2 separate regions of the Mus musculus genome follow, and region 1 is linked to region 2. A link is a contact called in ENCODE Hi-C or POLR2A ChIA-PET data. All regions are on one chromosome and are shown on one strand. Each heading gives the region's core, a stretch centred on a gene start or an enhancer-like site at or near the end of the contact. The rest is flanking DNA. Distances are from core to core; before and after follow the strand shown.

Region 1 (5,277 bases), core at 397-2,896, 40 kb after region 2:
GCAATGACATTTACAGGAAGCTCTGAGTAGACACTGATGACTACAAGAAGTTTAGTGTAACAGGACAGACCAGGTATGTTGGTTGGGACTCCCCCTCACGGGTATCCATGCCATCCAACCACTTTATCCTAAAGAGCTTTTGGAAAATGTGGATGCATACACCCAACCCGGCCTCTTTTCAACCTATTGGAAAGTTCTCTGGGCATCCCATCATAAAAGGCAGGTGAACGTCGAAGAAAAGCAGGAAGGGTCCCAGGGTGGCGGGAAAACAATACCTCCAGGTGTTACTAAGAACCTGCCCCCTACACACACACACCAACTCGCTCTTGCCTATCAATATCTTGTACACCTAAGAGCATGTCAGGCCCTGAGACAGATCCTGGGGACACTAGAGATTGGGGTCTTCCACCTCCTGCTTTTCCGGGACTCAAAGCCAAGTCAGAAACGGTGTGCCCATCCTTTTTACTAGCATCCTAAGCACACCGGGTACCAGCCACAGGTTTGGATAAGTTGTCCAGCATTGCTCACTAAAGCGTTCCCACGATGGTTCTCTCGCACATCAGGGCTCTTACCTTGGCCTTGACTACATCCAGGCAGAGGTACACTCCGAAAGAGCTGAACCGCGTGGTGCCACTGACGCCTACTAAGTGCAGTGGGTCCTGGTGGAGATCCCAGCTGGAGCTGTTCTAACCCGACCGACCGACGGTGCCAAGCACAGACTTCGGGACAGCCTTGGGCTCCAAATATCAATAGGAAAGGTCCGCCTTGCCGGGACTGAGCACTCTCCCTTCTTTCTCCTCCTCCGAGGCGGCTGCCGAGAGCTGCTCTACGCCAGAAGGACTCTTCCAAGCCCTGGGCGCCTCGCATGGGCAAGGGCCTGGGGGCCGCCCTGGGTTGGATCCGGGAAACCAGCGCCAGGAAGAAACGGGGAGCCGCAGCTCTGCCGGCTTCACCTTCCGCGCCCCTGACCGCTTAACCCCTTCAGGGCAGGGCCTGCCCGCAACCGGCCCGGCCAGGCAAGTACACCGGCAGCCCCAGCCACGGAGAAGAGGCGAGGCAGGAGGCAGGAGGCTGGAGGCAGCTCAGCCGGACCGAGAGACCAGCGTGGCGAACGAGCACTGGGACCGACCGTAGCTGCTTGCGGTGACCCTCCCCCCCACCCCCCGGGCCTGCGCCGCCCGCCCGCGGCTCCGCGAGAAGCGGGCGCTGAAGAGGGCCTCGCCCGGGCCTGGGGCGCGGGACCGGGGGCGCGGGGCCGGGATAGATGCTCCTTGGAAGGTCACGGCCGCCGGGGCGCCGCGAGCGGGACGCAGCCCGATGGGTGCGGGGAGCCCGGGCGGGCAGCCCCCGCCGCCACCTTGGAGACGCGCCGGCTTCCCGGAGCGCTCAGGTTTGGAGCCGCTCGTCCGCTGCAGACGCTGTGGGCAGCCTGGAGCCGCGAACGGACAGGCGCGCGATCCCCGCTTCCCGCGCGGGGCCGGGAGAGAATCGCTGTGCGGGGACCGGCGTGGGAGCGCGCTGGCGGGCGCTGGTGTTGGAGCTCCAGGCTAGTCCAGCCGCCGCCGCGTGCTTAGAGCGTCGGGCTCGTTCGGCAGCTGCAGTGACTGTGTGTCTGTGTCATGTCTGTGCAGCTGGGGGGCGAGGGGGAAGGACCGCGATCCTGGGCTGGGTTCCGAGCGGGGGCGGGACCGGAGCCCGCCTCGGGGCCACGCCTCCTCCCCGTGATCGCATGGACAGCCAATGGGTAGCGCCAGGAATGTGCGTCTCTAGTGCCCGCCCTGCCTAGGCTACGCCTACGACCAAGCGCCTCCCTCCGCTCCTTGGTTCATTGGAACGCAGGCGGATGAAACACCCGGAGCCCGGAGCCCGGGCCGGGTCTCGGGAAAAGGGTGCTAGCTGGAGCTCCCCGCCCTTCTTTCCCGGACTCCGGCTACCCCAGATTTGGATGAAAGAGAGTGAAGAGAGGCGGGTTGAGTTCGCAATTGTTGCTTCCGGTTTGCGAGCAGGGTGGGTCACCGTGCCACTCCTTTTACAAAATAACGGTTTGGGGGGAAGTAGGAAGTTTACCCTGCTTTTCCTTCGGTTGGGAACGCGGCTCTCCCCTAGGTTGACCGGTCATGGGGCAGCCAGAGCTGTGAAGAGGCCCGATTTGAGCGGTTTGACATCATCTTGCTTGGATTCTGGATCCAAGAATCCTGTGCAAGACTCTGGTCCCCCTCACCAGAGGAAACTACATTTTTGTGTCCATATATACACGCATAGATGCACCTCCTTTCTAATTTTACTCTTGCTCAGAGCCCCGCTTTCAACGTCCACTAAAGGGACATCTAAGCCTCCGGATGTTGATGAGGAAGGTGAGGATGCGGAGAGTCCGCCCGGACTGCGGAAGGAGCGGAAAGATTTGGTTATAGTAAAGGGGATGGGATGTCCCTTGGGAGAATACCCTCCCTTGAGGCTGAAGCAGAGCCTGGGTGAGAAAGAGGACCAGAGCGGACGGTCTACTCCCACTGGAAGACGGAGCTCCGAAACTGCGATCCAGCTTCCGGGTTTTTTCCTCAACTAGGTCCCTTGGCTTCTGGGGGCCCCTTCCCCCAGAGTCCCCACCTCCCCCAATCCGTAGGAGCCACTGAATCTCTGTCTTCCCCTGCGCTTATCTCCTCCGGCAGCCCACCCACTGTCTTTTAATGGCTGGGGAGGATGGAGAGAGGTGGGATGCCTTAGAAAGGGCTTCCTATCTCGGGACTCTGAGCTGACTATCTTACCCGAGGTGGAGCATCACTCTAATCTCGCATTCGAAGATCCAGCTCCTCTCTGATCCCATCCCTCATCCCCAGCTCTGGCCTTGATACCTACACCCTTGGACCGTCCTTTGACCTGCTCGACACTCTCGGCTTCCCTGCGTTCTCTAGAAGCCAGGACCCCTTTTACCACCAGCAGGGGCTCTCCCTCAGTTCCCAGCGCTGTTTACCTAATCAGTAGGAGCCTAAGTCTTGGAGGATGCGAACCGAAGGTAGCGGTTGCTTCGGAATAGTTAACTGCGATGCTGGGGTCCTGATGTCTTATCTCTACCAGAATAAGTCTTACCACGAACGTTGCAGGGATAGCAAATCGTATCTGGGTTTGATGCCATTATTGTGTCGGAAAAGAACATTATATGGTAAAATAGTATCTAATATCCTAAAAGCCATTAAAGTGTCAAAGTTTAATGCCAAGCCTTTTAGCTCGAAGGCAGCTCAGTTCTTCCTCTAACATACAGCTTTGTTCTAGAACTCCCAGAAAACAAAGAGATCGTTTTATTTTATTTTATTTTATTTTATTGCAGAACGGCAGTCCTTTCTACTTTCTTCCTCCTCCCCCACACCAGCCCCCACCTTGGAACTGGGTAAAATTGAAGCAGTAATGTGTGCTTTCTTTTTATTTATCGCTTCGCTTCAGTTCATCAATGGTGTAAAAATGCATTATTACAATACATTAACATGTTAATAAGGGAAAGGAGAGTCTTGGAATTCACAAGCAAAAGAGGAAATAATTGAATTAACATCAGAAACTCAAATATGATGAATGTGGGAAAGAAATGTCTCCATTAAAATGGCCCAAAAGTGGTACTTTGTCTACATCTTGAAAAATATGAGCGGGGTAAAGCGGAAGCAATGTTCACTGGGGTCAGTGAGGTGCCATAGTTACTACCAGATTTCCTGATGTTGCATAGCATGTGTCAACAAGCTCATTGAATGTGAAAAAGCTTCTCTCAATCAACCCAAGGTTACAGTTGTACACCACTGATGTAAGGAATGGGCTAAGTGGGGAGTTGGTTAAACTGTTATAACCCCCATACGCCACTGGTAATTCTCCCTCATTTTAAATTTTTCCTCTCGAGAACTGTTAAGCTCTTAAATTTCACAGTCTAAGCAAATGTAAGTCTGTGGTTTGAGTGTGTGTGTGTGTGTGTGTGTGTGTATCCTGAAGTTGGAGGTGATTGCCTAGGAATTATGCCTCCTTGACACAAACCAAGATACAAATGTCATAAAAAGATTTTGGCTATAAGATAGTATAAGGAATGCAGAATAAAATACAGAAGGAGATATATCTGTTATTGCTAAAGAGTCAGCACAGATTTCGCTGAGAACTGAGAAACAGGAAAGTATTGTACCCTATAAACCAACTGCTATTTATCCTTACACCAACATTGCACCTGCCAGTGAAAAAGCTGTACTCGCCCTCCCTCCCACACATCCATCCTCCCTCCTTTCTCATCTATCCTCTCTTTGTTAGGGTCATACAGAATTAATCTTAAGAAACTGGAGGTCCTAAAATGGCCACTAGGGGGCCCTAAAGGCATCTCAAAGTGGAAGGCAAAAAAAGCTCCCACCTCCCTGATTTCTGACCTCTTTTTCTGAGTACCTATTTCAACTTGGATCTAAAGACAAGTCAAGAGTGAATATGATATAGAGATTTTAACTTAGGAGACAAGAATTTTGTTTCTAGCTTTTCAGACTTCTGACTCCCTCACTCCTCCCCCAAAGGAATTTTGCATCCATTGACTCAAAGTCAACCAAAAAGTCACTTCCTTTCCAAGCTAGGTTCACTCTTCTAATATTTGGAGACTGTTTTCTGAATATTTGAACATTCCTCAAGAGGTGGGTAGTTAGGGAACTGAAACTTTGCAGAGAGGATTTAATAACTTTTATACCAATGGATCTACCAACAGAAGCCAAGGCAGCTATAGGTTAACAAGCAGAAGCCTGGTTGTTTGTGTGTGTGTGTGTGTGTGTGTGTCAGTCAAATGTCCATGCTCTGTGTCTTCCTCAGTGTTTTCCAATCTTATTTTTTGAGAGTCTCTCACTGAACCTGGAGTTCACTGATTTAGCTAAACTAGACAGAAAGCCAGAGTGCCTCCTGATCTCCTTCCTTGATCTTGTGATGACAGAAACACACTACCATGCCAATGTTTTATGACAGTTCCTCATGTTTGCAAGCACTTTACCACATTAAGCCAACTCTCCATCACCATCATGGAGGCCGAGTTCCAGTGAGTAAGTAGCATTAATGTGGTGTTGATTCTAGAGAAAGGAAAAAATACAACTCATAATCGAATGCGGAGGGAATGATTCAGGTTGGAGCCTGCAGCAGGAGACACTGACCAGTCAACAAGGGATGATTCCAATATCTTAATAGTGTTACATTTGTCAATAACTAAATGTCACGTTAAATCTGAGTAGGGTGCAATGTCTAGCACTCTAATGTTTAAGGTTTCAGAGTCTTTAGCAATCTCATACT
Region 2 (5,090 bases), core at 1,061-3,560:
CATCAGACAAGTAAGGCAAGGAAAGATGTAACAACCTGACCCACAGCTAGACTCACATGTGCCACAAGCACCTCAGGATTCCTGGGTCATGTTAGAGAAAGGGAATGTTCTTTCCGCTTTATGCCAGAAACAGGAAGACCAAGGAGCCCACTCACCTGCAAGCCATCACATCATCCAAAGCTAAGAGTAGACATGTTCAGAAAAACATCTCCCCCCACCCCCTAGCCAAAGGTGAGGATGAAGTGACATCAGTTTATCCAGCGATGGTTGCTACTGCCTCCTTCTGAGCTCTGTGCTCAGACTTTCAGCACCCAAGGTAAGAGTTCAGATGTGTATCCCCAAAGTAGTTGTTACGGTGCCAACCATCAGCACTCCAGAATGTCACCTTATTTGGGGACAGGGTACTGAAAATATAATTCAGGTGAGGTATACTGAGATAGGGTAGACCCTTGGCTCACATGGCTGGTGGTCTAAGAAAACAGCGGGGACAGAGGAAAGCATGAGGATAAATAAGGTTGAGTGGAAGTCAGGGATGCTTCCACTAGCCAATGAGCACCAAGGACAGCATTAAGACACCGGAGGCCAGGAAGACAAAAGGAAGGACCCTGACAACTCACTGGGCTTCAGACTTCCAGCCTCTTAACTGGTGAGACAGTAAATGTCCATGGGTCTGAGCCACCCCTTTTGTAGCACTATTAAGTCCAGTCCTAGGAGACTCACAGTCCTTGTTACAATGTCATGTGACACATCTGGGTTTTCCATGAGGAAACTGAGTCTTCATTAACAGAAATAACACCAGCAGACAATACCAATTGTAATCCTGAATGCTTTATACATTTACTCAACAACCTCCCGAGTCTGGGGCATGTTAGAGGAAAGTGTTATGCAGGTCATACATGGTAAAATCTGAATTAAAATTCAGACCCACAATCTATGTTCCTACTCAGCTATAACTGCCTAAATCAAGAAACAAGTGACTGAGGAAGACTTACTCTCTCTAGCAGTTGGCTTTCAAACCTTTTGCCTCTTTATCCATTCTGTATTTATTCCATTTCCCAACAGAATACTCTGCACTGGGTAACCCCACAAAATAATTGTGGTTATACAAACAACTGAATCAAACTGCAGTGGCTTCTTTACATCCCATAATTTCAGCCCCAGTCCATATAACAACAGATATTAGAAAAAGTACTTGGGCAAAAGCATCTTATCTCCCAGGATGTTTTTCTGTATCTTGCATTCCCTTGACATTTACAGTACATCTACGATGTGCCAGCCCTACGATGTGTCAGGAAAAGTACACAAGTGACAGTCCCTGGTCACTCTGGAAAGACACAGAAAGGGACACAGAACTGAAAAGTCAGGACCAATGTGCAGGTACAGCACAGGTAAGTGGGGAAGGCTTCAGAGCAGGGTATGGAAACCTCAACTTTCGTTTGCAACTTTTCCAACACTGCCAATAATACAGTATGGCATGGCATACCCATACAGCATCATCTCCCCCACTTCTTCTCTCTCTGCTCCTTTTTTCTAAAACAAGCTTTTATTTGCTGAACGAAGCATACTTGTGGGGTAGATAAACTGAACTTCAGGCTTTTGCTTTATTTTTGGCTCTATAATGAAGGACATGGAATTAGCTGATCACCTTTAAAAATAGTTAAGAGCTAGGGAATTCATAGACAGCGGGAAATGGTTACTGGTTTTGTGTCAGCTAAACTCCTCAGGAACCAGCAAATCCACTCTAATTCCAGATCAACAAATACGAAGCAAAAGCACAGGAGAAGATGGGGAAGATCTAGAAGGCAAAGTATAAAATCAGATAGCCGTTATCTTTTCCTACACAAAAATCTGTCTTGACCATCATGACAGTTATATGGCAGAGCAGAAATAAGCAACACACCCTTAGACTTGACCCTGACTCCAGTAGTGACCTCATTAAGTGGGCATTTGAGCCGTACAGTCTCTTCGAACATGTGAGCAGAAAGAGGGCTTAGTGCCTTGCCCAGCACAAGGCAGACATGTGATCTATGCTATCCTTGGTTATTATTCACCAAGTCTCCACCTAAGAGTTCAACATAGTGCTGGGGAAAATAAAAGGCAGCTGCCCTACCCCTTTGGCACTATCATGGCCACCACCTCAAACTGCATCACTTATGTTCTTGAACCTGAATTCCCCCGTGAAAGCACCCTAGATATTCAGTAAGGACTAGATGTTAAGCAGAGAGCATCCAAAGTCCTCACCCAGCTCCCGCTGGAAACTGGAAGAGGAGCCAGAGCAGAGTGAAGGAGGCAGGGTCAAGAGCTGACTGACCTAACTAAGAAAACAAGCCTCTTCCATGAAAGCCAAACTGTTTTAACAAAACTGGCCCACTCACCTCTGCCCCAGCTGCTCAGGGAAGCATGAAGGCCCTTAAGGAAAGGGAATTGGCCACCTTTCACAGCCAAGAGGACAAGATACTAGCAGAAAGAATCTACACTGCTGGAGCGCTGCTGCTGGCTTCATGTTTAGTGTTATTATTCCTACCCTGTCCACAAAAAGCACTTGGATCAGCCCGAGTACTTCTTTTTTTAACTCCTCCAGCACTCCATGGAGGCACGCCTAGATAAGTGAGCATGAGCTCTTCCTGGACAAAAGAGTCACATGGTAGGGCTTATTTGTGTTGACTTTTCTCAACAGTGTCAAAGGGAACACTAGGCTGGAAAGGCACTAACAGATGCATATCTACCTGGGGACCTGGCTGAGAAGCTAGCATGTAGAAGGTAGTAATATCTGGGTCTCAGCTAGGGAACCTCACCCACACAAAGCCCCAGGGAGTGGCAAGGAAAGCATGGTGATAAGTACATGAGGTGGAGGTGGCTGTGTCTATAGTCAGGATGCAGAATGACATGTAAACAAATGCTCAGCTCACTTCCTACCCTTTAATCAGTTCAGGATGCCAACTGGAGAATGCCTCTGCCTGCACTCAGGATGGGTCTTTGCAATGCAATTAAGCTAATCATAGTAATCCCTCACAGGCATGCTCAGATGTTTATGTCCTAGGTGATTCAAAATTCCACTGGGTTGACCATCAATATTAACTGCAATAGGGAGTCTTCTTGATAGAAACATGCCCTTTAGCTGAGAAATCTTGGGGAAACCCCAAATGGTTCTGCCACCATACACAGGAAAGCCTAAAGTCAAGTTCCTCTTGGCTCAAATCCTAGCTCAGCTTCCTACTGCTGTGGCAGTATGGAGGAGGAACTTAGCCGCATGTACCTCAATCTCTCTGTCTAGAAACCATGAATAATAAAGCACCTTCTGCTCTGGAATGTTCCGGAATCTACAGTCTTGCAGTTTTATGAATGTTTAATGTACATCAAACCCTCAATAGGCTATTGTAAGTGCTTCTTTACTCTGAGCAGTGAACACAAACTGAACATGTTCAAACTGTAGTTAGTGATCCCCATTCTGCTCAGGATCAGAGAAGTTGAGAATCTTATCCAAACTCACACAGCTAAGCAGAGCATCCAGGACTCAATTCCTCTGCTGTTCAAGAAAAACAAAAAAAACAAAAACAAAACAAAAAAAAAAAAACCGGGAAGTTTCTACTAGGATGCTGATACCATGCCCTGAGGCCAGCACAGGATAAGCTGTGCATTCTGTAACTGGGATCATAGCAATAAACTATACTGGCTTCATTTATGAGAATCCCTGCTTCCAGAAAGGAGATCTTATTTGGTATTTGGGGAGTTAAGTTCTAGTCCCAGGGGCATGGAGCCTTCTGTAATACCTGAGCTTCTTTCTGCCCACTCCCACCCCCATTACTCTGATGAAAGAAGAGGAAGCTGATCCCAGCTCTATGAGGACCTGCAATCTCTGGGCCAAAGAGGCCGGAAAGATTTCCATCCCAAAATTGTTGTCAAAGCACTCTGTGGCCTGGGATAAAATGCAGAATATCAGCCAACACCTGTCCTTGACTGGGGAACTATGGGAAGAGAGGGACGCACCACAGAGAGCAAAGCTCCTCAGCCTGAATACATGTTACCTCAACCATCCAAAGGGACTCTGGAGTTGAGGGAGGATGCCCTCTGAGTGACTGGGACTGATGTATTGAAAGTCCAAAGCCACACAGCAGCACTCGGTCTCAGTCATCCTGCAGCAGGTAGGGGACCAGGAACTTGAGGGGGCACAGAGTAGTACACAGCACTTTGGGTTGCTTTAACTGAAGACATTCCTTGCCAGTACCCCAGAGCATTTGGCATCAGCAAACAGAAGAAAATAGCCTGCCATGAAGAATCCTCTTCCCTCCTGCTCTGAAGCCTCCTGTGGCCCCTACTGAAGCTGAGGTCTGCTGGAAACTCTGGCATGTGAGGTGTGGCCATCAGTTCTGGGCCAGGAATCTGCCTGTCCCTGATTTACAGATGCAATAGTTGGTTCCTCATGGCTATAAGGTGGCCTCTCCCAGACATTGTTCAACCCGAATGTCTTGGAATTGCAAACACATGCAATAAAAGAGAATATCTACAATAGTGAGGAACAAACACAAGCTTAAAGTACCGCTCTCATTCTTCAACCCAGACCTAACAAGCTCTTTGATTCTTGTTTCTCATCTTAGCCACAGACATGGGAACTAGGTGATTAATCCTGGAGTAATCAAAAATGCAAAGCACAAATAATTGTACCCATATCGGTTTCCATGGTACCTCCAAGCATTGGAATTGATGAGCAGTATGGGATACTGAGGACCATCTACATAAATCAGGATGAACACCCCCGGGGGGGCCACAGGAGCAGTGGTGGAGGCCAGAGCTGTCTGCGGTTGTGGTAATGTTCTACTGATTGGCCTTCGAGTTGACCACACAAGAGCATGCCTTTGGGAAAGTCCACCACGCTACACACTTCCTAACCTTGATTATAATTGCCTGAAAATGATTTCAATTGGCTGAGAAATGCCTCTGGGATTAGTGAAACACACCTCTAGCTGTGTCTGTGTGGGGGCTCTCATCCAATGTTGGCATCCACTGATGGAATCGAAGTCTACAAAGACTGCCAAGAGGTGGTGGAAATGTCAGTGGTAGGGCCTGGCAGGAAGAAGTAGGTTACTGAAGAG

Evidence for each region. Hi-C counts contacts between places; a loop is a spot of excess contacts on that map. ChIA-PET counts read pairs that join two places held with the same protein, here RNA polymerase II (POLR2A).
Region 1: a loop to region 2 is called in a map of heart, with 2.1 times the contacts of the local background. The contact joins the promoter of Large1 here to the enhancer-like site in region 2. A Hi-C loop is called at or near these places in 2 of 37 maps with a recorded cell type or tissue (both heart). POLR2A ChIA-PET finds 5 or more read pairs at or near these places in 3 of 5 experiments (Patski and embryonic stem cell).

The regions. Positions count from the first base shown.
Region 1 is chr8:73,351,894-73,357,170 of GRCm38, forward strand. It overlaps Large1 (LARGE xylosyl- and glucuronyltransferase 1), which reads right to left and starts at 1,647. Exons shown (of 15, transcript NM_010687.2): 1 at 573-1,647.
Region 2 is chr8:73,310,906-73,315,995 of GRCm38, forward strand. The region is part of intron 1 of Large1 (LARGE xylosyl- and glucuronyltransferase 1); the gene reads right to left. Among named protein-coding and RNA genes, the nearest start is that of Large1, 40 kb to the right of the region's middle. Within about 2 kb of position 2,311, at least 1 of the 3 ENCODE cell types and tissues checked has a DNase peak (open chromatin) inside an H3K27ac peak, as active enhancers do; it is heart, where a contact is called at or near this core.